Linked DNA regions of Mus musculus: regions 2, 3, 4, 5 and 6 are each linked to region 1. Evidence: chromatin loops called from intact Hi-C (ENCODE). Cell type or tissue: heart. All regions are shown on one strand. Region 1 has its middle 6.2 kb from the start of Faim. Region 2 overlaps Dbr1 (debranching RNA lariats 1). Region 3 has its middle 19 kb from the start of Esyt3. Region 4 holds the start of Cep70 (centrosomal protein 70). Region 5 overlaps Pik3cb (phosphatidylinositol-4,5-bisphosphate 3-kinase catalytic subunit beta). Region 6 overlaps Pik3cb (phosphatidylinositol-4,5-bisphosphate 3-kinase catalytic subunit beta).

Region 1 (4,000 bases):
CAGTCTTTAAATGATTAGGAACAAGTAAACACAATTTTGTACTATAAAATTTAGAAAATAATGAGTACATAATTACTTTGTTACTAAAATCCTAGCATCTGGGACTAGCTATAACTGACTCAAGAGAACAAATGAATCTCAGACTTTGGCTTCTACCGCAGCAGACCTGGGATCTTGGTCCATTGTAGATGTGACCCATTGTAAATCAGAGAACTGAGAGAGGGTGTTTTTAAAAGAATCAAACAAATAAACAAAATGAGAAGAGGTTAAAAAAATAAACCTGGGCTGGTGAGATGGCTCAGTGGGTAAGAGCACCTGACTGCTCTTCCGAAGGTCAGGAGTTCAAATCCCAGCAACCACATGGTGGCTCACAACCATCCGTAACAAGATCTGACTCCCTCTTCTGGAGTGTCTGAGGACAGCTACAGTGTACTTACATGTAATAAATAAATAAATAAATAAATAAATAAATAAATAAATAAATAAAATCTTTAAAAAAACTCAAAAAAAAATAAACCTGCTGAAAAAGGAGGAGGAGGAGGAAGAAGAGAAAGAAGGAGAGGAAGGAGAAGGAGAGAGGCAGATAGAACCATGAACCGAATGGGCAAGAACCCAAAAAAGTACAGCATCCAAGTTTTAGGATAAAAATTGCCATCAAATCATACAAAAAAAGAGTCAAGAGCGGGGTGGGGGTGGGGGCAGGTGTGTGGCACAGGCCTTTAATTTCAGCACTTGAGAGGTGGATCTCTTTGAGTTGAAGCCAGCCTGGTCTACAGAGTGAGTTCCAGGACAGCCAGGGCTGCACAGAGAAACCCTGTCTCAAATCTCCGCCCCCCCCAAAAGGTCATGAGAAACTTTGTTCGAGCAACAAAGTCTCCACAGCTCCCCCCCCCCAAGTCCTGGTGCTGCCCCCAGCTTGATTCCCACTCTGGAGGGAGTTGGGCCAATTCTGTCAATACTGTTTTTGTGACTCTGCTAGTCAGGCAGCCAGGTCCATCCTGAATGGGAAGAAGAGTCCTTCCGATGGGAACTTTCCACATTTGTTTACAGTCATTAGTCATTCCTTTTACAACCACATCCCAGTGCTTTATCAAAACAAAGTCAAAAAGTAGATCAATAGGAGGTAGACGGGAAGACAGACAGACGGGTACACACACAAGAAAAGAAGTAGACCACTTTGAGTCCTCCTGTTACCTAAGAAGGCAACAAAAACTATCCGACAAGTGGGTTGCTCATTCTTAACTCTTCAAACTCCAATTCCACTGCACTATACAACAAACTAGCGATCCAGGCTCCAATCTCTAGCTGACAAGGACCGGGAATCTTGGGGCAGTGAGGACAGGTTTGGAACCAGCTCCTCACACCAGGATGTGTCCTCGGGCTACCAGCCATAGCTAGTTGACTCCCTAGGGACAGTTTTCACGGGCCTCGCTACCCACCTCGGGAGAGCATCGCCTGAGAGGAGGAGATGGGGAAGAGGTCACTGAGGTGGGGTCTGCGGAAAATTAAAGCCCTCCAAAAATAAGCGATCTACCCCTTTGAAAAAAGAAAGTTTTCCAAGTGATTCTGAGGTTCTCGCCAGCCTGGTCTTGCGTTCTGCCCTCCCCGCCCTTCACTCTTAGCATCTCCTGGAAAGCAAAACTTGAGAAAGTCTCTACAGAACTGCAGGAACGCCTATGCTGTCCTGCGCCTGCGCGGAGAGTCATCTGCGTGACTTAGGCCGGTGGCCGCCAGAGGGCGCTGCCAGGCGACAGGAGGGTACCAGTTAAAGTAGCTATAAAATACTAGACCGTTTCAGAGCTTGATGAGGCTCTGAGACAAGATGTCCTGGCAAGATGTCTGCGAACTACAACAAAATAAAGCACAGTCCTGCTTTTGTGAAGCGTCTATTCAACTTCAGGGGAGGCAGAAATAAACAGATGTTGTAAAAAGGTGTCAAAAGTGCTCCGATGCCACGGATAACACCGGGGAGGAGGGGCGGGGCCGGGAGCAAGGGGAGGGCTCTGGGTCAGACTTGCTGAAGAGAGAGGTCAACCAAGCAACTGTTGAAGGTAAGAGTATGGGCAGGGGGTAAAACTGTATATATGTTAAATTTAGTAAGTTTTTAAAAAACTGCTACATTCTGTTTATTTGTGGGAGTGGGTGGAAGGCACATGTCTGCCACAGTGAGGGTGTGGATGTGGGGGGGGGGGGCACCTGGTGGAGTTTCATCTGATGGGTCCCAGGGATCAAACTCGGCCTCAGGCTTGGCAGCAAAAAAACCTTACCTACTGAGTTAGTAGATGCTGAGCTATCTCATCAGTCCTTAAATGAGTGAACGTTTGTTTCTCTTAGGATATACTAATATACATAATGGGTTTCATACATATTTATACGTGACATTCCCAGAAGAGAGTATCAGAACTCATTATAGATGGCTGTGAGCCATTATGAAGTTGCTGGAAATTGAACTCAGGACCTCTGGAAGAGCAGCCAGCCAGTGCTCTTAACCGCTGAGCCATCTCTCCAGCTCCCTCCTACTTAGCTCTTATTACTTCTTCTTGTCCCCTTGCCATTTCCACACATCCCCTTCCTTTTGTTAGTTTAGTCACCTTCTACTTTGGGTAACTTCTGCTCCTATGAGGGATCCCTTACAGGACCCATACTTAGTCCCAATTAAACCCGTTGGTCCACCAAGTAGGATGCTGGTGGTACCCTTCCTTGGTCTGTTGTTGGTTCCTTATCTAGGATGAGTAGGGTAGATGTTTGCTCATGCCTATCTTCATGACACAATTGTACTAGTGGATACATCTTACCTGGCAGGTCACTATTCAGCTTTAAATTTACAGATGAGATGGGGCTGAACAACCCAGTCAACTTGATTCAGATGGCAGCCCCAGACACAGTATGAAATGCTCAGCCCGAGTGGGCCTTCTGCAAATGGTGGCCTCATCTATCAGTCTCTGAAATGTCTGTGTTATCCTCTAGCTCCACCATAGTTGGAATGAAGCTATTTTTCTTTTACTTTTTTTTTTAAAAAAATTGTTTGAAACATAATTTTACTAGGTAGCCCAGTCTAGTCTGGAACTTCCAAACCTCCGGCTCATTCTTCCCAGAGCTAGGGTTACTGCATGCACACCACACTCTGAGGGCCCCGCCCCCTTAAATACACATACAACCTTTCCATTTCTGTGTCTGCGTAAGGGACATAGAGCTGACATACACCTACTATAAAGACCTGTCTGCATGGGATCTTGTCCTTGGCCTTTATATTCTTTCTGCCACCTCGTCTGTGACGTTCCTGTACCTTGGAGGGAGTTCTATAGATGCCCCACTTATGTCATTTATTCTTGGCATTTTAAAAAAGATTTATTTATTTAATGTATATGAATACTGCTACTGTCTTCAGACACACCAGAAGAGGGTATCAGATCCCATTACAGATGGTTGGGAGCCACCATGTGGTTGCTGGGAATTGAACTCAGGACCTCTGGAAGAACAGTCAGTAGTGCTCTTAACCTCTGAGCCACCTCTCTAGCCCCTATTCTTAGCATTTTGACTAGTTCTTAATCAACAAGTGGGCTTCAAAGGCCAGGTAACAAACCTTAGATGCCTCTCTATCTGGTCTATACTTAACTCCACAGCTGTCATCAGAGGGCATCTAAGGCTTATGCTGGACATTTCCAGCTTTGCTATATGTAACCTACTTTCCTGATGTTGCCACCAATGTAACTGAAAAAAATGTGTGAATTTATGATTTTCTTTGTAATCCTACTATAAATATTCCATGAAACTAGTACCACATTTGAACATAAGAATTTGGGCCAGAGTCACTCTGGTTTACTGAGGTGATGTGTTCTTGTATAACACATTTTAAAATTAAGGAGTCCACATAATTTGTTCTTTTTCATGCCAAACAATATACCAATAGTAACCTTCCCTCTTTCTCTTATAAAATCGAGTATAGTCACGCAGTACAGGTTAGCTGACCTAGCTTCCATCTTGAGATCTTTCTGCCTCT
Region 2 (4,000 bases), 600 kb after region 1:
TTTTTTGCTTAAACCGTTTTACTAAAATGCATAATTTTTCAGGCTTGGCTGGTGTTGTCAAATACCGAGGAGTAAGGATTGGTGGCATCTCTGGCATATTTAAATCTCATGATTATAGAAAAGGTATTGTTCTGACGGGATTACTTTTATAGTTTAGAGCTTGCATGCCCTCTAGTAAAATAACCAAAATTTATAGTTTGACTTATTCATCAGATTCCTTCTGTAAATGATATTATTCTTAATTTTTTATTATAAGTATTTTATGGACAGGAAAATGTAGATGCTATATAGTATATCTATGTGTCCATGATCTAGTTTTATTAGAATTTTTTCAGGGTTTGCCATTTTAATTTTGACTTTTAAGAAATACAACAGTATAGGTATAGTAGAAGTTCACTGACTTGACTGTCGGATTCCTCTTCTTCCCCCTCTGGTAGCCAGGGAATCGCAGTTTCCAGCTTGGTGTTTATCATTCACTTGGTTATTTCATGTCACTGCCGAGTACACAGGGTTCAGTGTGTTTCCACCTTGTGTAAATGTGTTGCGTTGCTTGCATCTTTTTGCAGCTTACTTGCTGCTTTAACGAGTTTCTGAAGTCCAGGTCATTACTTACCTGTAATCTGCTCATTTGTCTGTAGATAGTAGTTCATTGTTTAGACACACCGCAGTTACCTTTCATTTCACAGTATCTAAGTGGTTTTTGGTTAGAGCAGTGGCTTACATTCATATAGATTTCACAAATTTCCTGAGTTAAATTGACAACTAAAGTGTACATATTTAATGTAACTGTTAATTGAAAGTCTACTTCCTCATCCTTGCCCCTCTGCTCTCCATGCTAATCTGTTGGCATGGACTCCACACATGGGCGGGCTCTGTGTTCCATGGGCTGTGTGAATGCGAATTGGGAATCTCTTTTGGAAAGACAATGGTCATATGGTTTATTTCTCTTCAATTTAAGGTCATTTTGAGTGCCCCCCTTATAATTCATCTACCATAAGGAGTATATATCATGTGAGAAATATAGAGGTCTACAAATTAAAACAGGTATGTGAAAAGTATATAACAGTGATTTGAAGTAAATTTAAATTTGTAGAATGTTTGATTATATTGACTTGCAATATTTGACTACTACCACTTTAGTGTTTCTAAAATACAGTTTGGATAGGTTTTTGGAGGTTCACAGTTGAACAAATTTTAATTTTTTTTTTTTTTGGTTTTTTGAGACAGGGTTTCTCTGTATAGCCCTGGCTGTCCTGGAACTCACTCTGTAGACCAGGCTGGCCTCAAACTCATAGATTTTAATTTTTAATGGTTAAAACTTTATTGTAACAAACAGTTGTAATTTAATTTGTGATTGCACAAATTATACTTAGGTTAAGGATAAAAAGTATATGCTGAAATAAAATGATATATTTTTTTAAAGATTTATTTACTTTATGTATGTGAGTATACTGTTGCTCTCCTCAGACATACTAGAAAAAGTCATCAGATCCCATTACAGATGGCAGTGAGCCACCATGTGGTTGCTGGGAATTGAACTCAGGACCTCTGGAAGGGCAGTCAGTGCTCTTAACCGCTGAGCCAGCTCTCCAGCCCAAGCTTAGTATTTTTATCAATTTTCTTAAAGTATCCCTAGGATGAATTAGCACAGAAAGCAAGAGGGGGTGCATGGTTGGGGAGGGAGTTGTTTTGGGTTGCTCTCTTTCTAAGGATTTTCTTTCTGTTTTTCTGTCCTTAAAGTTAAAGCAGCCTGTACATATATTCTTGTCTCATGATTGGCCAAGAAATATATATCATTATGGCAATAAGAAGCAGCTTCTTAAGACCAAATCTTTTTTCCGCCAAGAAGTGGAAAACAGCACCCTGGGGAGCCCCGCTGCCTCGGAGCTGCTGGAGCACCTACAGCCTGCGTACTGGTTCTCCGCGCACCTGCATGTCAAGTTCGCAGCCCTGATGCAGCATCAGGTAGGACAGAAAACCAGAGAACCCAGTTTACGTCTTAGGAGTTGCTCCCTCAGTACTCAGTGTGGGGAGAAATGAGCAAGCGATGACAAGCAGGGTGGGTGTGGGGGCAGGGCTGAGGTGCTTGAGGGTAGCTGCTTCAGACTGGTACACTGGGGTTGGTCTAGTTTTCGAGAGGGAAAATTTCCAGTGAAGTGCATGGTTGAGCTGAATCTAAAGTGCCAGGAGGAAATAGAGTCTATGAGTGTTTTAATAGAGGGACCAACGTGTTTGAAGACTGAAAGGTCCCAGAGCCCAGCTCCTGTCCCTGAGGTGTAGAGACAGAGACAGCTGGAGCAGAACCAGAACTGCTTCTGGACAGAGCCTGGGCACCTGTTCCTTCTAGAGTAGGTCCACGTTAGAAAGGGCCTTGGAGGGATGGCTCAGCAGTTAACACTGGCTGCTCTTCCAGAGGTCCTCAATTCAATCACAGCAACCACATGGTGGCTTACCACCATCTCTAAAGGGTTTGGTGCCCTCCTCTGGCATGTAGGTGTATATGCAGACAGAGTATTCCTACATTTTAAAAAAATACATAAACTTAAAAGGGGGAAGGCTTTGGGATATTTCCAAATAAAACTGTTTCCGGAGCATTGTACCTCCAGTGCAGAGAAGGTTTGCTCCAGTAGCTTTGGAAAGCATTGTGTGTCACCTCCACAAAGACAGTGCCCTTTGGGCCATTAGACCTCTGAGAAGGTCTCTAGAAGCAGAAAGAAACCTCCAGCTGCTGACCCACAGTTCAATTTTGTTGTTAGCTTTTTTTTTCTTATTTTTTTTATTTTAACAATTTATTTATTTTATAAATGTGAGTACACTGTCAATTTCCTCAGACACACCAGAAGAGGGCATCAGATCCCGTTACAGAGAGCTGTGAGCCATCATTGTGTTTACTGGGAATTGAACTCAGGACCTTCAGAAGAGCAGCCAGTGCTATTAACCGCTGAGCCATCTCTTCAGCCTCTTGTTGTTGTTGGGGTTTTGTTTGTTTGTTTGTTTGTTTGTTTTGAGACAAGGTTTCTCTCTATAGCCCTGGCTGTCCTAGAACTCACTCTGTAGACCAGGCTGGCCTCTAACTCACAGAGATCCACCTGCCTCTCCCTCTGGAGTGTTGGAATTAAGGGCATACGAGACCATCTAGCTGACAGACACTGTGTCCATCACATCCCAGACTCTATTGTGCCTGTTTGTAATCACCTTTGCATCCTTAGCTGTAGACACGCACGGTTTGAGCTGTGCTTCTTCTGATTAATTCCTGTAAAAGAATCATAAAGTACAGGTGTTTAGCAGCGGGTTTCTGTCATTTGTTTGTGTGAGTCACTTGTGTCACGCGTGTCAGTGTTTAACGACATGGTGATCATCATCGTCATCTCAGTGTTTGTTCTGAATTATGGAAGAAACGGCAGCCAGCAGTAGTTAATGCTTTCCACATCATTGCCCATGTGTGTGCAGACTGCCTTCCCCTCTTCTCTTCTCTTCTTTCTTATTTATTTCCTCACTTGGTAGTCATTCTTTCAACATAGAATTGGGAGCATGTGTAAGAAGTATTATTTCTCCTCGATTCAATGTATGAATTCCTTGTTGTGATGTTTTAAAATTCTTACATCGTGGTTTGTATCATCTAGGCCACAGATAAAGACCAAGCAGGCAAAGAAACCAAGTTTTTAGCCTTGGACAAGTGCTTGCCACACAGAGACTTCCTTCAGGTAAGAACAAAAGGAGTCATTTTACAAAAGTCCTACTCTTCCAGTGATTTTTAAAGAACTAGCTACTTCCAAATTTATTTGTGCTATTTATAATTTACGTTTTTGGGAATTCTTTGATGTTGCTTATGTTAACATTTTAAAATTTAATTAATTTAAAATGATTAGACTGTTAAATATAAATGAATTACCTAAAATTTCCGATTTTGTCCTCTAGGTGTTAGAGATAGAACATGACCCCAGTGCTCCTGAGTACTTAGAGTATGACGTTGAATGGCTTACTGTTCTCAGGGCCACTG
Region 3 (4,000 bases), 400 kb after region 1:
CCGCAGGAGCCTACCTGGAGATTTGATGGTGAGCTTCCTAGGAAGTAGGTCTGCGCCTCTCCTTCCCAGAGCATCACCTTCTCCTTTCGCTTGCTGTTATACAGGGCTGGCTTCACAGGGCAAAGAAAATACTGCCTGCCTTCTCTCCCCTCCCTTCTGGGTCCCAGGGCAACATCTACCAGCCTTGAAGGAGACAGTATCACAGCAGAATCACATTATCTGATAGTGGGCTGTCATAAGTCAGGGCTCTTCGCTAAGCAACGATAACAAAACATGACATCTTTTCATCAAGGATGAAGGCTAAAGCCACAACAGTGTTCCATACCAACATGGGAGGGGGGGTTGGAATATAAGTTGGACGGTTGAAGCAATACAAGAGCAGCTTCACCTGTCTGTGGGAGGGATCCTGCCGCTCCCAAAGTGGGGAGGTATGCAAGCCAGGACATCCTCAACGACCCCATGCTACCCCACGAGTTCTCCCCACCTAGCCTTCCAGCCTCGCCCCAGAGACTGAGACGCAGTGGGCCTGGAGAATGTCCATGTTTTACAAGTCCCCAAGAATGTGCCCTTTGTACCAGGACTACACTTCGAAGGCTACTGACCCAGACATGGACTTAGGAAGCTGTCTCTGAAGCTCCATCCACAGAAGTGGCCCTCACCAAACACTCTTGGATAGTGGATTTAGAGTGTGCAGGAAAGCGGGAGGTCAGGGGAAATTGGAGCTGTGGATGATTTTCTTTCTTCCTTCCTTCCTTTCTTTCTTTCTTTCTTTTATACACACACACACACACACACACACACACATATATATATATATTGGGTTTTTCACACACACACACACACACACACACACACACACACATATATATATATATATATATATTTTGGTTTTTCGAGACAGGGTTTCTCTGTGTACTCTTGGCTGTCCTGGAACTCACTCTGTAGACCAGGCTGGCCTCGAACTGAGAAATCCGCCTGCCTCTGCCTCTCAAGTGCTAGGTGTGCGCCACCACTACCGGGCCGTGGATGATTTTCTAACTGAAGAAGCTGGCTGGATTCAAGGAAGACGCTCTCTCCATATGTAGAATGTAGAACTGTATGAAAAGTCTCCAGAAGGCACATGAAGTCAACTGTGAGGGACTGAAGCTGATTAGGCACAAAGTGTCCAGAAGTGCCAGGCTACCCTGGGGTGGCTAAGTTTAGCTCCAGAAGGCTGATCGAGCAGTTGTCTAGATGAGAATTTGGTCTGGAGTTTTGACAAACATTTGACACATGAAAACGGTGGACTTGAACTCAAAATGTATATTTCTCTGGTACCTGAAGTTTAGAAGGTTAGGAAATCCCACAGAAAGGAGAAAGGGCATGGTTTGTTTGTTTGTTTTTTGGATTTTGGGTTTTTTTTTCGCTCTACAATGGCGCCCTCTGGTGGTCAGTACAGGCACTGTCCCAGCTTGCCAGGCTTCCTTAAGCGGCCAGAAAGACTGTCAAGTAGAGATACTAATAATGATCGTGATCGTAGAAATAACAAATACTGCATGCGGAGAAGCTTCGTCGGCACGTGGTCAGGATACTTTGCTAGGGTCTTAGAACGCATTAGGCCGTTTGATCCCCACATTAGCCCTAGCGGTGAGTAGTCATATGATTCCAGCATCAGAGGAAAAGACCCCTGGCCCATAAAGTCATCAGTACAGAGAGATAGTAGTGAGCATATACTACCTAGGGGGTTAGCAAGTGATGGAGTCAGAGTCCCCAGTCTATCTTCGCCAACAGGCCTGTGACATCTAGGGGTGCCCAGGTCTTTCAAAAGAGGTTGTAACCTCCAGAGCTGGGAGGTTTCAGGAAATGAAGATTTTTTTAAGGCTATAGGCACACTGGCAGCACCAGCCTTTGTTATGCTGATGTAGTATTTTGTTATTTAACCATACCCTAACTGTGATTCACCTAGGACCTTGACACACTTTGGCTTACAGATGCAAAGATCATCTTTACCAACCTCTCATTTCTATTTCCTAGGAGAGAATAGAATTTTGGGGGTAGAAGATTTTAGGCTGAAACCTAGATTTTACTGGGCTTATTTTATTTTGTTTATTTTACTTTTTGAGACAGGATCTTATGTATAGCCCCGGCTTGCCTGGAACTTACTGCAAAGACCAGCCTGGTCTAGTACTCACAGAGATCCACCTACCTCTGCTTCCCCAGTACTAGGATTAAAAGTGTGCACCACCCCCAGGCAATGGTGGAGCGTGCCTTTAATCCCAGCACTCAGGAGGCAGAGGCAGGTGGATCGCTGTGAATTTGAGGCTAGCCTGGTCTGTAGACCTAGTTCTAGGATAGCCAGGGCTACACAGAGAAACCCTGCCTCGAAAAAGTGTGTACCACCACTGTTAGCATTTTGTCTAAGCTCTGCCCCACAGTTACCTGGCAACCTCCAGGTATGCCTGACCCTCTATGAAAAGGGGCTGTTTGCCCCCTCCTCTCTCTCACTCTTGTCTTCTTCCTGCCTCCGCTGTCCTCTTGCCCCTTCCCCCATCTCTCCCCATTCCCTTCCCCCCTCTCTCTCCATGTGTTCATGGTTGGTCTCTATTCTCTCTCTCTCTCTCTCTCTCTCTCTCTCTCTCTCTCTCTCTCTCTGCCTCTATCTAAGTAAGTACTTCCTCCTAAAGTCCCAAAGACAAACCAAGGTACTGTTCTATTAGAGTTCACTCTGGGAAACCAGTACATCTGGTGGTCTTCCTTACAGAGCACAAGTGAGCACTTACTTACCAAGGCGTCGGGGTTTTCCTTCAATAGGCCACACTTGGAAAGTCTTTACTTGGCAGGAGTCTGACATTGGCCATGACAAGGAAGTAAGCTCAGGCAGGAATCTGACATTGCCAAGGACAGGGAAGTAAGAATCTGGTTTTAGGGTAGAACAGAGAAGTAGGCTCTGCTATCTTGATCATCCTTAGAAACAGCCTCACTGGAGCGATCATGGCTTTGTGTTTATTGTCTTGCTTGTTCCTTGACTATGGTCTCTTTGGTTCCCTATTGTACTGTTCACCCTTCATACTTGCATGTAATTAAAATGGTATAAAAAGCGGATTGGGAAAATGAAATTTGCCTTCAGTCTTAGGATTGACTGGGGTCATGCTACAATGCTGTCTAACTGTCTTTTTTTCTTTTTAATCCTCACTACTGTGCTGGAGAACTTGTTGATTGAGCGGGCTTGGTCACTTTACCAGCAGAGAAGAGAGGCTCCTGGAGCCAGTTAGAGCCCCTTTCCCCTTGGTCTTCCTGTGCCTATATATCCCAAATGCTTCTCTGAGGTCACCAGCAACTAAGGCAGAGTTGCATACAATAGGTAGTAGATCGCTCAGGTGAGATAACCCTTTTGAAGGAGCTTGCAGCTGAACTTCCCGAGATGACGAGATGACGGTAAATTGGCTCAGAAGGTAGTAAGTTCCACTCCCCACTTCTTACATCGATCCAGCTTTACATCTTCATACCTGTGAAGTGCGAACCTTCCACCAGTGAGACATCTCTCTGGCCTGGACTGTTTTGTAAAAAGATAGAAGAAGAGAGGAATATGTTTGGTAAGGAGGTGCAGTATGGTGTGGGGGAAGGGGGTTCCTCTTTGGGCCCATGCTGAGGCATCCGTTCCCCCTGAAGGACCAGCCATACAGTATAGAATAGGGTTTATTCAGGGCATGAGGAGGGGAGTTGAGAGAGAGAGAGAGAGAGAGAGAGAGAGAGAGAGAGAGGAGGCCAGCTATGAGCATGTGGAGAGGAGGGGAGGTGAATGTGGAGAGAGGGGGAAGAGGTTAAGGAAACAAGGGCAGGAGAGCAAGAGAGTGAGGAGGAGGCAAGCAGCCCCCTTTATAGTGAGTCCAGGTAACTGTGGGGCAGAGCTTAGACTAAATGCCAACCCAACGTGTTATATAGCAGGCTGCTCTCAGACACATGACCCTCCCGCCTGAGGTTGTAGGCGGGCATATATGGTTCTGATATACTTTGATTGACA
Region 4 (4,000 bases), 260 kb after region 1:
AAAAGAATTGCATTTAATATTTGGGCCTCACGCTCCAAGCTACAGTGAAATCTACACTGGAATTGGACAAGGTGACCTATGATTCTTCAGCCAGCTAGTTCCTCTCTCTAGTCTCTGGTATGCTGGACTTGAGAGACAGTTTGGGCTTGGTTTTGTAACTATTTCACAGAGGCAGGACACCCGTGGGAAGAAGAGTCATTTATTATCTACCTACCAGGACTACATGGCAGGAAATCATGTCTGAACAAGGCACCACAAAAGGTCTTGAACTTAAACACGAAACGTCCTTGTTCTGGCTGACTGAGCTTGCGGCTTTGTTCTAAGTCTCAGATTGCTTTCCTGGTTTTTCAGGAAGTATCTGAATGATGGTTAGCTTCATAAGCTGCTTCTCACCAATTTGACCACAGACACTATCGCTTTAAGAGAGCAGCTGGAGATGCATTCACCACAAAACAAAACATGAGATAGGTCATATGTTTATGCTTTGTTTTGGGTCTCTTCTTTAAATGGGTTGGCTGATTTTCCAAATTTGGTATTGTCTGTCTATCTATCTATCTATCTATCTATCTATCTATCTATCTATCTAAATATCTATTTTTTCAAGGCAGTGTTTCTTTGTATACCCCTGGCTGTCTTGGAATGTACTCTATAGACCAGACTGGCCAGAACTCAGAGATCCACTATTTCTGTTTCCCTAGTGCTGGGATTAAAGGTGTGTGCCACCACTGCTCAGCTAAATTTAGTTTTTAAACAACAATGAAGACTGAAACAAAATAATGGAAGAAGCACTAGCACTTTGGAAACCATTTAAAAATGTGGCGCCTCCTTTTTACTTTCTGGGATTTAGGCTTGAGCCACCTCTTCATCTCCCTGGCAATTACTGATCAGGAGGTAGGGTATATCTGGCAGGTCCAACTGGCTCAATAAAACAAACAAAAACAAAACACAAAACTGGAGAAGTTTCTATAGGAAAAGAAAGTATGTGGTCTTGGTTGCTCCAAGTAGGCAGCTGGAAAATAAGTATGAATTTATCATGTTTTCAACAGCACAGACTAATAGCAGCTGGACCCACTTAACCATTGAAATTGGTTTGAAGCCGGGCATGGTGGCGCACGCCTTTAATCCCAGCACTTGGGAGGCAGAGGCAGGCAGATTTCTGAGTTTGAGGCCAGCCTGGTCTACAAAGTAAGTTCCAGGACAGCTAGGGCTACACAGAGAAACCCTGTCTCAAAAAACCAAAAACCAAAAAAAAAAAAAAAAAAAGAGATTGGTTTGAATTAATCAATGTCAACGTCTCCGTCTCCCTCCTCTAGGGTTTGTGTTGTGTGACCTAATCAATTGCTTTATTGTTTAAGGCAGTTTGAATTAGTTGAGTTTTTTGTTTGTTTGTTTGATTTTTATTACTCACATCAAAAGTAATTCTAACCCACGGATGTTTGGCCTATGGGTTGGCTCAGAAGATTGGGAAAGTCACCCTATTGTTCTGGAAAAGGTAAGCAGTTAGATTGTCTTAGGAAGCTGAAAATGAAAATCTGTCAGCTCCGTAGTGTGAATATCCAGATATAGAAAGGGAAGGAAGGGGCCATGAGGGGGAATAGAGGGATTGGGATGTGTTTGCAGAGAACACACACAGTTTAGACTCACTGTGTGCCTAAACGTGGGCTTGAGAGCAGTACTCTCTTAAGAGATGTGCCCTTGGACCACCCAGAGAGAGTCACTTTAGTTGATGTATTAGGGTCACTAAGACCCTGATGGGACTTGCATTTCCCAAGTCCTTCTGGAAATGCCTGTTGTCAATACCGCCACCGTGTGGCTGTAAGTTGCAAGGACAACGATGGTAGATTCCTGAAAACTCGAGGTCATCCTTTAGACTGCGAACATGATTTTTTTTCCCTTACATATTTTGGATTTCTTAACCCACTTTTGGTTTTTGAAAAGAGTGGAGAAGGACCTTCGTTTTATTTTTTTCCTTGAGCCAAGGCCTCCTGTAGCTTCCGGTGGTCTTGACTTTTGCTATAAAGCCAGGGATGACCTTGAACTCCTGATCTGCCTGTACCTCCTAAATTCTGGAATTACAGGCACGTGTCAGCTCGCCTGTCTTAGGCCGTGTTGAAGAATCAAACCCAAGGGCTTCCCGGACGCTGAATTCTACCAACTGATCTACATCTCCAGTCCCTCTTCCCCACCAGGTTTAGAATCAGTCTTAATTATTTCTCAGCGGACAGTTGGTTCTCCCTCCTGGCTATACATTAGAATCACTTCGGGGAACCATATAAACTCTGGACGTGTGGGCCCCACTTTAGAGATCTTGACTTAATTAACCTGGAGGCCCATAGATCGTTTTCAAGGCTTTTCAGCTTATCTAAAGTTGAAGCAAGAGTTGTGCCTCATGTCCTTATGTAATCTTTTATCTCTGTAGCCACAAACCCTTTATTAACCAGTCTTATCAGTGTCTAACAGGAGCCCAAACTGCCTATCTAGACTGAGCTTCGTCAGGCAGGCATCTCAGTTCTTCGTAGACCTTTGAAAATATTCAAGGAGAAGGTGAAATGTTATCAAGAAATGCTTATTGGGGTTGCCCCGTGCAGACAGTTCCTGAAAAAGGCTCGCAGTCAGGGCGTGAGGGGGAGCTGTAGGGAGCGCAGGCATCCAGTGATAATAAGGCAGCCCCGGCCTCACTTTCACTTGCAACCGCAAATGTGTGTATTTCTAGCTTCTCGGGGATCAAAGAAACACCATGGTGACTGAGCGACTATCAGGCGGAGCGTCCAGGAAGTGTCAAAGCGCCTGCTACAAAGTAGCCGCAGCAAGTCCGGGTCCGGTGGGAGTGGAGGCGGGAAGAAGCCCCGCCCCGTGGGCGGAGCTAACGATAGAGCGCGGCGTGGACCCGCCTTCCCGGCGCGCCAGGTGGTGTTGTCCCGCCCCGCTGGGAGGCCATCGACTGCGTCAGTTCGATTGGTCAGCCTGGCTGCGCTAACGGTCGCGTAGGCGGGGCTTAGGCCGCGGGGGCGAGCGCGGTGGAAGCCACGGGCTGTGACCGAGGTGAGTGGCGCTTGGGGTCGCCGAGGACTTTACGTGGGCCCCCTTCAGGTGCACGCCCAAAGGTGGCTTCTCCGGAATCCGGAGCGTCCCACTCACCAGCCAGGGCCCTCAGAATGGAGTCGCCCCGGCTCCTACGCGCTAGCTAGGAAATGCGCGTGCAGGTGTGGGCGTGGACCTCCCTGCGGGGAGCCCGCCCGTCGCTTTGTGTCCCTCGCTCCTCACTCAACCTCTTCTCCCAGCCGAGTGTTGAAGGTGTGCGACCTGGTAGAGGAAGCAGGAACTGAGCTTAGACTCCTACATGGAATCGGCTGGGTTCCGGGCTAGCTCCAGTTCTCTTTGCGGCGCTGTCAGGTGATAGCGATTTGGAGCCAAGTGGGAGATCGCGGAGTAAAGGGTAGGCGAGTACCCCTCCTGTCAGACTCATTACAAATTTAAGGACTCCGCCTTTATGTGGGTCCACGTTGATTAATGTGAAAAACACAGCAAAGCCTAATCAAGGTTCCCACTATTATCAACTAATCAATAATTGTTCACGCCACGGTGCAGACGTAGAGAAAGAGGACAACCTTGGGCGTCGGTCATTGCCTCTACCTTGTTTGAGACAAGGTCTTTTGTTTTTCTGCATACTGTAGGGGATGGAGGGGAGAGCTGCAGAGTCCGATCTCCCTACAGGAGGCCCGGGGTTACAGAATTCTCGCCTCCTGTGGATTCTGAGGATTGCTTCTCAAGCTTTCTTGGGACAAGTGCCTTTACCCACTGAGCTGTCTCTCTAGCCTGCCACTTTATTTTGTAATCATATCAGCGCTGCAGGCATTGGTTTCAATCTTGTGCATTGCATGGATTTTTGTAAATAGTAAATAGCTAGTAAATGGTAAACCGTGAAGAGCAAGTTGCAATGTTGTTGGAATTGAATTGTTGATTCACGTTAAGGCAAGGTTTCATGCAGGCCGTCTGAGGA
Region 5 (4,000 bases), 82 kb after region 1:
CTAATATTCCCACATTTTAAACTGCCTTTTGAAAGGGAAAGGAAATGTAACTTAGGAATTTGGAGAGACTCAGGTGGAAAAAAAAAATCTCTCTGACTGCCGCCAATGAGCCAGTCAGCCTAACCACATTTCTGTCCCCCTTTCCCACTGTCATTGAGTGTATAATGGGCGTGGGGCACTAGCCATGGGGGCACATGGAGGTCAGAGGACAAGAGAGGAGAGCTGGGTCTCCTCTTCCACTTCATGTGGACTCAGCTTGGCAGGTTTGCACAGCCAGACCCACTGCTCACTGAAGCATCTTGCCAGCCCCAGTTTTCTTTTCTTTCTCAAACAATGGCATGTATGTATTAAAAAAAAAAACAACAAAAATATTTACTTTGTCATTCTCTGGAGGGTTTAAAATAGTACTGAATTGGACGAGGAGACAAAGTATAAAAAATATGCATCAACAAGAAAACCACTTTAGTAAGGGAAAATCTGCTAAAATTAATACCACAGACCATGAGTTCTTTAAAAGCTTAGTTAAAAAGGAAAGTTTTTTTTCCTGACAAGCAGTTTGAACAGAAGTGTGAGAGGAAAGGTTAAGAAGGCTGAAATGACCACACACGTGCCGGCTCTGTGGTCTAGCCCAGCCACTACAAAGCAAACACACACATAAACACGGGCAGGAGAGGTGGCTGGGAGGCTAAGCGCTGGCACTGCTCTTCCAGAGGACCTGGGTTCAATTCCCAGCACCCACACGGCAGCTCACAACTGTCTGTAACTCCTGTCCCAGGGGATCTGACATTCTCAAGCAGACATACACACAGTCAAATCACCAATGTACATAAAATAAAAACATTTCTTAAGAAAGAGCGCATGAAGCTGGGAGGGAAAAATGACAGTAGGAGCTGGAGAGGAGTGGCTGGGGTAGATTTGATCAGAGCACACACACAGTATAAATATTTAATCAATATTTTTAAACAAAAATTAGTTGTTAGAAAATATTACAATATAACAGTTACTAGTTTTAGTTCAAAATCTAGAAAGTATCATAGAATACTTACCTGAAATACTTTGCCAAATGATGAAAACAGAATTTAGGTATCAAAAGATAAGAGAAGGCACCAAACAGTGTAAATGTCACGGATGGATCAGAAAGCACCTGGAGAAGCTGCTGCTAGTCCACTGGCTGTCTGACATCACACCGGGTTAGTTATTAGAGAACATCATGGTATCAAATCGCAATAGCAAAGACTTACCTAAGATGCCAAAACAGAAACTGCCCAATCCTCCGATTATCAAGTGCTCTTTCTAATAGGAATCTGGAGAGGGCACAATCGAGAAAAGGCTCATATTTCAAAACTTGCACCAATTGTAAAAGATACTGAGAGAGTTCTTCATCACTGAAAGAAACAAAAGGGAGAGAAACTCAGCCACCTGTAACATGAAAGGACCCTTCCCTACCAACTGTCACATGCCCTGGCTCATGTGCGTGGGTCTCCTGGACCAGGCCTGTCATGTGCTTACATTCGCTGTACCACGTGATTATACATAAAAACTGCCAGGAGTCGTGCCCACTGCCCCCAAATAACATAATTATTTTGTGTGTGTGTGTGTGTGTGTGTGTGTGTGTGTGTGTGTGATGTATGTGGTATGTGTACCAGTGTTCAGAGGACAATGTGGTGGAGTGAATCTGTCTAGATAGGTTCCAGGGGTCAATAAGGACATCAGGGTTCTGAGACAAAGTTTCTCCATGTCCACTTATAAAAACCTATAGCTACTAGAAACAACAAATATAAAGTGGGAGGCTGCTTCTCCTAGTCATAGGATTCTACATCTCAGACTAATACAGAGGTTACATAGTTCCTTCTGCCTATCAAACTATTCAAAATAGATCTGATTTTAAAAGCAAGGAAAGACCATAGCCAGGATGGGGACAGGAAGATCAGTCTGAGCTTGACAACTAGCTAGCCTGGGCTACACGGTGAGTTCAAGGGCAGATCCCATGTGAAAATAAATAAACTTGCCTCCATCCTAAAATACCAACCCTTCTTATTTGGGGCAATTAATAGACTATGGGGAAGGAAAGAGGGGACAGAGGCATGGCTGCTCAGTTTAGAAGTGCTGGCCTCCAGGGTTGGCCAAGGGCAGGCGCTTGGAAACCAAGGTTTCAGAACTCGGTCCTGTAGTGAAAGGGGAAAGTGGCCTTCCCACACCTAAAGTGTTCATGCAGCAGTAAGGGCTGCACCGCAGAGCCAGCAGAGGGCGCTAAGATCCCACACAAGACCTGGCCACCAGTGCTCACACACATTCCTTGCCCACTCTGGTAACTCCTTGCCCCATGATGGTGCCAGAAAAGAGATACCTCATCTGTCGAAGGCAGCCTACAGCGTATTCCCGGACATACTGGTCTGGATAGTTGAAATCCAGGAGTTCCAGGGCTTCCCTGGGGGGCAGTTTGGGCCATATCTGCAGGAGCGCCTGAAGCTGTTTAAAATGAAAACTGGGTCAGAAGTTTGGTGGACAAAAGTAACTTACCTTTCCCGGCACATGGGAGCACAGATGAGTCAAAACAAGGAAAAAATTTAACTACTGATGCCTCAAACATCCTGGCAGATGCAGACTAACAAAGGTTGCCTTTGTTTCTGAAACATTCTGTGTACGTTTAAAAGGTTATTCTGTGCCTACCAAAAACAAAGTAAGACACTGCAGGTATCTACAGTGATTAACCACCGCATAATTTAAGAACAAAACAACTATAAATAAGCCAAGTCTCAAGCTAAGTAAAGACATATATACTAAGAAAGTCAATAACTCATTTTAAAACTACAAAGTATGTATGTATGTATGTATGTATGTATGTACGTATGTATAGTATGTATGTATGTGTTTGTCTGAGGCAGAGTTTCTCTGTGTAGCTGTGGCTGTCCTGGAACTCTGTCTGTACACTAGGTTAGTCTAGAACTCAGAGATCAGCCTGTCTCTGCCTCTGAGTGCTGAGATTTAAGGTACACACACCACCAAGCCCATCTGCCTTTAGATGAATGTTTAAAGAAATCTATTACTTTACAGACTTTTTATTAGCCAGAACAGCTCGAGCTCCTCAGATCAGAAATAAAAGTGAGTGGTCCACGAGAACTGAACAGTGCCTACATTCTGTTTATGGCTAATAAATCCTGTTATAAATGCTACAGGACATTAGACGACAAGACTCCCTGGGCAAGAGCTGGAGCTGCATGTGAAGACATAGCTGTGGCCACACCCAGGTCTTCAGAAGAGGAACTCTGCCATGGCTCTGTGAGATGTGGAGCCCTTAAAGGCTGAGACAGGAGGACTGGACATTTGAGAGAGGCTAAGGTTACATAGTAACAAAACAAAACATCCAACAAATGGAAATACTTCTGCGGAAAGACATTTTACACAAAATCAGAGTCACACACACACACACACACACACACACACACACACACACTTGTTATTTGGGGGAAAGAAAGTGGAGGGAGAGAAGGAAGAGATGGGAGAGGGAGGGACAAGGAATTTTCTGTCACCTGAGCAACATCTTCAAGTTTATTCCACTTGATTGACAAGAGTAGTTTTGGCAGTGACTGAGGGAAATTTTCTCGGCAGTCTTGCCGTAGAGTCCAAATAAGGTCCATTTCGTTCTCACACAGCTGAGACAGGGGGTCCCTGTCCAAGATTTCTTTCAGCACAGCAAGAAATTTTTTTCCACCACGACTCTTTAAGAAAGTAAAATGGCCATTATGGAATTTAACTGTGCAACCGTTCAGCAAATTTATATACAATGACTTTATAATTGTGAGCTTTACCAACTGAAATTCTGTACTAGGTTCACTAACGTGGCTCCTTTTAAGAAGTCTGCATTGTTCTGTGTTAATAGGTTATGAGTTATGTATAAAATCCAAGTGCAAACACTAGATGGCACTATTGCTTTTAGGTTAAATATATTGTACCATTTAAATAGCTTATAAAGTTATTGTTTGAGTTAAATTTTTTCTTT
Region 6 (4,000 bases), 68 kb after region 1:
AATGCAGAGGGTGCACTCACCCAGAGTTGTACTCCTTGAGCCAGTTCAGGAGTGCGTCTTTGTTGAAGGCTGCCGTGGCAGCCACGTTACTACTGTTCAGCTGAATGTCAGCGATTGTCTCAGAGGTGCTCACAACCTCAATGAGGCCAGAGCGATCTCCTGTTGCTAAGCAGCCATAGGGGAGCATCCTGGAAAGGAACACAGACATAAGGGGCCATGTTCTCCATGACAGGAAACATCCATTTTCTAAGTTTTATCCTTTGATTTAAAAGAGAAGAATTTTATTATTAACAGCTTGTCAGTCAGTAATACCATACGGAAAATGGAACTTGGACCAACAGATAGAATGGTTTACCAGAATGCTGCAGCTAAATGCATCATTTTGTGTATAATTGTGCTTATGGAATATTCAATTTGCCTGAACTGATAAAGAGGAGCATAGCCTACAAGCAAGAACTCATCCCCTTTTTACTCTAAAGCTCCAGAACCAGAATCATTCTTTTCCGAGACAGGGTGTCTCTGTGTAGCCCTGGCTGTGCTGGAGCTCACTCTGTAGACCAGGCCGGCCTCAGTTTCTCTGTGCAGCCCTGGCTGTGCTGGAGCTCACTCTGTAGACCAGGCCGGCCTCGAACTCAAGAGATTCTCCTGAGTGCTGAACTTAAGACATTTGGCACCAACACTCAACTTTCTCCAATTTTCTAGAAACTATATTATAAAAAGAGTGACTTGTGGAAAGGCAAGATGCTTCAGTGAGAAAGTGTTTGATGCCAAACCTAATAATGACTGGAATTCAATCCTTTGGACCAGCATGCTGGAAGGAAGAACAGATTCCTGCGAGCTGACCTCAGATCCATGCGTAAGCCTCAGGACAGGCACATGCACAAATCATTGTTTTAAGAATTACTTGGGCTGGTCACGGTGGCACATGCTTGAGCTGCCAGTGCTTGGGGGTGGGGATTTAAGGCCAGCCTGGGTTCCATGAAACATTTGCTTAAAACACAAAGAGAGGAAAAAGAATACGCTGGTAATGGAGTGTACTATCTTGGGAGATTCAAAGAGACATTAAATTAACTACAGAAAATAGGAACAAAGCAGGGCATGGTGGGGCCTGGCTGTAAGATTCATCCCTTGTTACATAGCAGTCTGAGGCCAGCCTGGGCTACATGAGACTGTAGCCCAAACAAACAACCAACAGACATAACGCATGGGTTCAGGAAACGGTTGGGTGCAGCTATGTGGCACACTTTCTATCTGATATCAGTTATGATTCAGAAATAAGCAGTCTTGCTCTCACTAAGCTTATGAAGCACGAGGCACAATGTGAGTGCGGTCACTGAGGAAAGCCCTGGCAGGGGGAGGGCTCAGGACTGTTGCTCTTACAGAGGATGGAAGAAGTTCAGTTCCTAGCACGCACATCAGACAGCGTACAACCTCTAACTCCAGCTCCAGGGGGGATCTGATGCCCTCTTTTTGTCTCTTGAGGGCAGTGCACTCACATGCACAAACTACACAAATAGTCATGATTCAAAATTTAAAAGTCTTTTAAAAATTTAAAAAGATCTCTAAGATAAAGAGATGGCTCAGTGGGTAAAAATGTTTGCTGTGTAAGTGTAAGGACCTCAGTTCAAATCTCCCAAAATCTACATAAAAAGCCAGCTGTGCTGAGGAGACAAGGAAGGGGGAATTGATGGGGATTGCTGGCCAACAACCAAACTCCAGGTTCACTAAGATACTCTCTTTTAAAGGAATAAGGTAGAGAGAGAAGGGTAGATACCTGGCTTCTTCCTCTGGCCTCTTGTGTGTGCCCCGTCTGTACCCCTCTTCCCAGAGAGCTGAAGGCTTGTCTGGTCTACACAGTAAGATCAAGGCCAACCTGAGCAACTTAGAAAAGGCCTACAATTCACTAAAGACCTTTTGAGGGGGGAGGACAGGAGGGCTCTGGGATAGGGCCAGAAAGAACACATGAGCAAGGTTAGAAAAAGATGTGACATACTGGAAAGCTGGTGTGGGGTCCTGCAGTTCATGTGAGGGTCAGAGAGAGAGAGAAATTGGGGTGTGTGGGGGTGGGGTGGGGGAAGATGAGTCCATTAGTGTGTATCACAATCCAATAAAAGAGCTGGATTAGCTTCTAAAATTACTTCTAAAAAAGAATTCAATTATTATATACTCTTTTACATGCAAAAACCACCGTCAGATGACATTCTGGCAGACCAAAAATACTAATCAATTATTTTAGACCCATATTACTTTCTTTTCTTCTTTTAAGAAGAAACTAAGGAATAGTAAGTTTTTTGCTAGTGCCTTTCAGCCTATTGTGACACAAGCCATGCAAAGCAAACAGGGCTGCTGGGTTACAGTGAGCTTTCTTGCATCCTGCATCCCCTTGGAGCCCAGTCAGAGCCCAAACTGGGCAAAACTCCAACAACTTCCTCTTCAAAAGCAAGCAATGATGAAAGCAATCAGTGACTTAAAGATGGGCTTGCACAATGGGAAGGAAAAAACATCCTCATCTGAAAGATGGTTTGACAGAAGTCATGCTGGGGACAAGCTTAGACCCACCCCACCCCACCCCACCCCACCCCCCACCCCCACCATCACCTCAGGGCCTATATCCAGTCTTTATAAAGGACAAGCCAGCACTTTCAACATTACCCTCACACTCTCTGACCTAAGACAATCTCTAACCTTCATGGGAGATTCTAGAACGAGACACACCATGCTAGAGGGATGGAGGAAGGTACCACACAGATCCAAGTCTGCGGAGCACCTCTACCCACTGTGAGGGGTCACACTGCAAACCCTCCTTTACCTGGCGTTTGAATTACTCTCACATGCTTCCCTGCCAGTACCAATATCATTAACATCTTACATTAAACCTTTGCATGGTCTCCGAGAAGTGAAAAAATCCCATCAGTAGAGCCAGGACTACTTGGGGTGGGGGCGGGCGGGGGAGGCAAGTGGGTCTCGGTGAGCTTGAGACCAGTCTGGTCTCCAGGACAGCCAGGACTGCATAGTAGAGAGTTCCTGCTCCCTCTTGCCTGCCTAAAAAAACCTTCCATCAAAAAAACTCAGATATACATGTGAATGAAGACAACTACACCCCCTGCCCCCTTTTTGGCATGTAGCTCTGGGACAAGGGGCACAGGTGACTGTCAAGTCTACCAAATGTCAGACAGATTTGAGGCTAACAACTTTTCAGTTGGCAGGAAAAACTGAGTGCTAACTGTGACGCAAAAACAAGGCATCTCAACATATTTATGCCTTATAAATGTTCTACTCCTGACAGGAGAGACACAAGAGTAACACGACACGGAGAGAATTTAGATGAGCATACACAGGTCTGTTACTAGGAGCAGGGCACTGTTACAGTACTAAAATAGTAACATATAGGAGGTACCAAGTACTTGACACAGAAGAGTGCATGCTGCCCACAAGAAAAACAAACACAGCGGGCATGGTGGAGTAGGTATTTATAGAGACAGTCACGGAGGGTGGTGAGGAGAGAGGAGGTCAGAGTTCAAAGTGCCAGCAACATCCCACTGGACACTCGGGTGTTTCCTATTGCACAGGAACCGAGCACACACCCAGCACTCCCACACATGGCTGCCTCTGTTTTTCTGAGGTTACAATGAAGTTCATGGTGCTAAATGCAAGCCAACTTTGGGTAGAATGAACAGAACCAGAATGGAGAGAAAATCTGGGTTGGAGTTTTCAGTTAGGCTGATGAGACTAAGAAGCCAGTCTGCAGCTCAGGCTCTGTAACCCAGGAAGGCCCATGGTCTGGACAAACCTGCAGTTGCCAGTCAAGCACTGCACCCTGTGTCTGTCGTACAGTGGCTCTCCTTCCGTCAGGACAACTGGGGACTGAATTCAGACACTGGGCTTGTGCTGCAAGCAGGTTTACCCACTGAGAGATCTCACTGGCCCCTGAGTTGCTTCTTGGTAGGAATTTGGTCACAACAACAACAACAAAAGATTGGTGTATTCCTTATGAGTAATT

The links. A loop is a pair of places that touch in the nucleus more often than their neighbours do. Peaks named below come from ENCODE experiments on the same cell type or tissue, not always from the same donor. Only the 100,000 strongest peaks of a DNase experiment are listed, where the experiment ranks them.
Region 2: a loop joins it to region 1, with 2.5 times the contacts of the local background. A loop is called at or near these places in 5 of 42 quality-filtered maps.
Region 3: it touches region 1 in a loop (7-fold over the local background); 16 of 42 quality-filtered maps call a loop at or near these places.
Region 4: a loop joins it to region 1, with 6 times the contacts of the local background. A loop is called at or near these places in 17 of 42 quality-filtered maps.
Region 5: a loop joins it to region 1, with 2.5 times the contacts of the local background. A loop is called at or near these places in 2 of 42 quality-filtered maps.
Region 6: a loop joins it to region 1, with 2.5 times the contacts of the local background. A loop is called at or near these places in 4 of 42 quality-filtered maps.

Annotation. Positions count from the first base shown.
Region 1 is chr9:98,978,203-98,982,202 of GRCm38, forward strand. No RefSeq gene overlaps it. Among named protein-coding and RNA genes, the nearest start is that of Faim, 6.2 kb to the right of the region's middle. In heart, a CTCF peak has its summit at 1,728 (motif pointing right); a DNase peak (open chromatin) is centred at 1,739; H3K4me3 peaks cover 899 bases; H3K27ac peaks cover 296 bases.
Region 2 is chr9:99,578,399-99,582,398 of GRCm38, forward strand. Dbr1 (debranching RNA lariats 1) reads left to right here. Exons shown (of 8, transcript NM_031403.3): 3 at 43-123; 4 at 959-1,044; 5 at 1,741-1,965; 6 at 3,624-3,704; 7 at 3,919-4,000. Among named protein-coding and RNA genes, the nearest start is that of Dbr1, 4.6 kb to the left of the region's middle. In heart, a CTCF peak has its summit at 2,492 (motif pointing left); no DNase peak of the experiment used is centred here.
Region 3 is chr9:99,375,340-99,379,339 of GRCm38, forward strand. No RefSeq gene overlaps it. Among named protein-coding and RNA genes, the nearest start is that of Esyt3, 19 kb to the left of the region's middle. In heart, no CTCF peak of the experiment used is centred here; no DNase peak of the experiment used is centred here; H3K27me3 peaks cover 320 bases.
Region 4 is chr9:99,240,449-99,244,448 of GRCm38, forward strand. Cep70 (centrosomal protein 70) reads left to right here and starts at 2,893. Exons shown (of 18, transcript NM_023873.4): 1 at 2,893-3,042. In heart, a CTCF peak has its summit at 1,806 (motif pointing left); DNase peaks (open chromatin) are centred at 1,783 and 2,973; H3K4me3 peaks cover 2,154 bases; H3K27ac peaks cover 2,083 bases.
Region 5 is chr9:99,060,490-99,064,489 of GRCm38, forward strand. Pik3cb (phosphatidylinositol-4,5-bisphosphate 3-kinase catalytic subunit beta) reads right to left here. Exons shown (of 24, transcript NM_029094.3): 13 at 3,531-3,719; 14 at 2,348-2,469; 15 at 1,242-1,385. Among named protein-coding and RNA genes, the nearest start is that of Gm1123, 27 kb to the left of the region's middle. In heart, CTCF peaks have their summits at 2,241 (motif pointing right) and 3,907 (motif pointing right); a DNase peak (open chromatin) is centred at 2,312.
Region 6 is chr9:99,046,527-99,050,526 of GRCm38, forward strand. It overlaps Pik3cb (phosphatidylinositol-4,5-bisphosphate 3-kinase catalytic subunit beta), which reads right to left. Exons shown (of 24, transcript NM_029094.3): 20 at 21-188. Among named protein-coding and RNA genes, the nearest start is that of Gm1123, 13 kb to the left of the region's middle. In heart, no CTCF peak of the experiment used is centred here; a DNase peak (open chromatin) is centred at 2,415.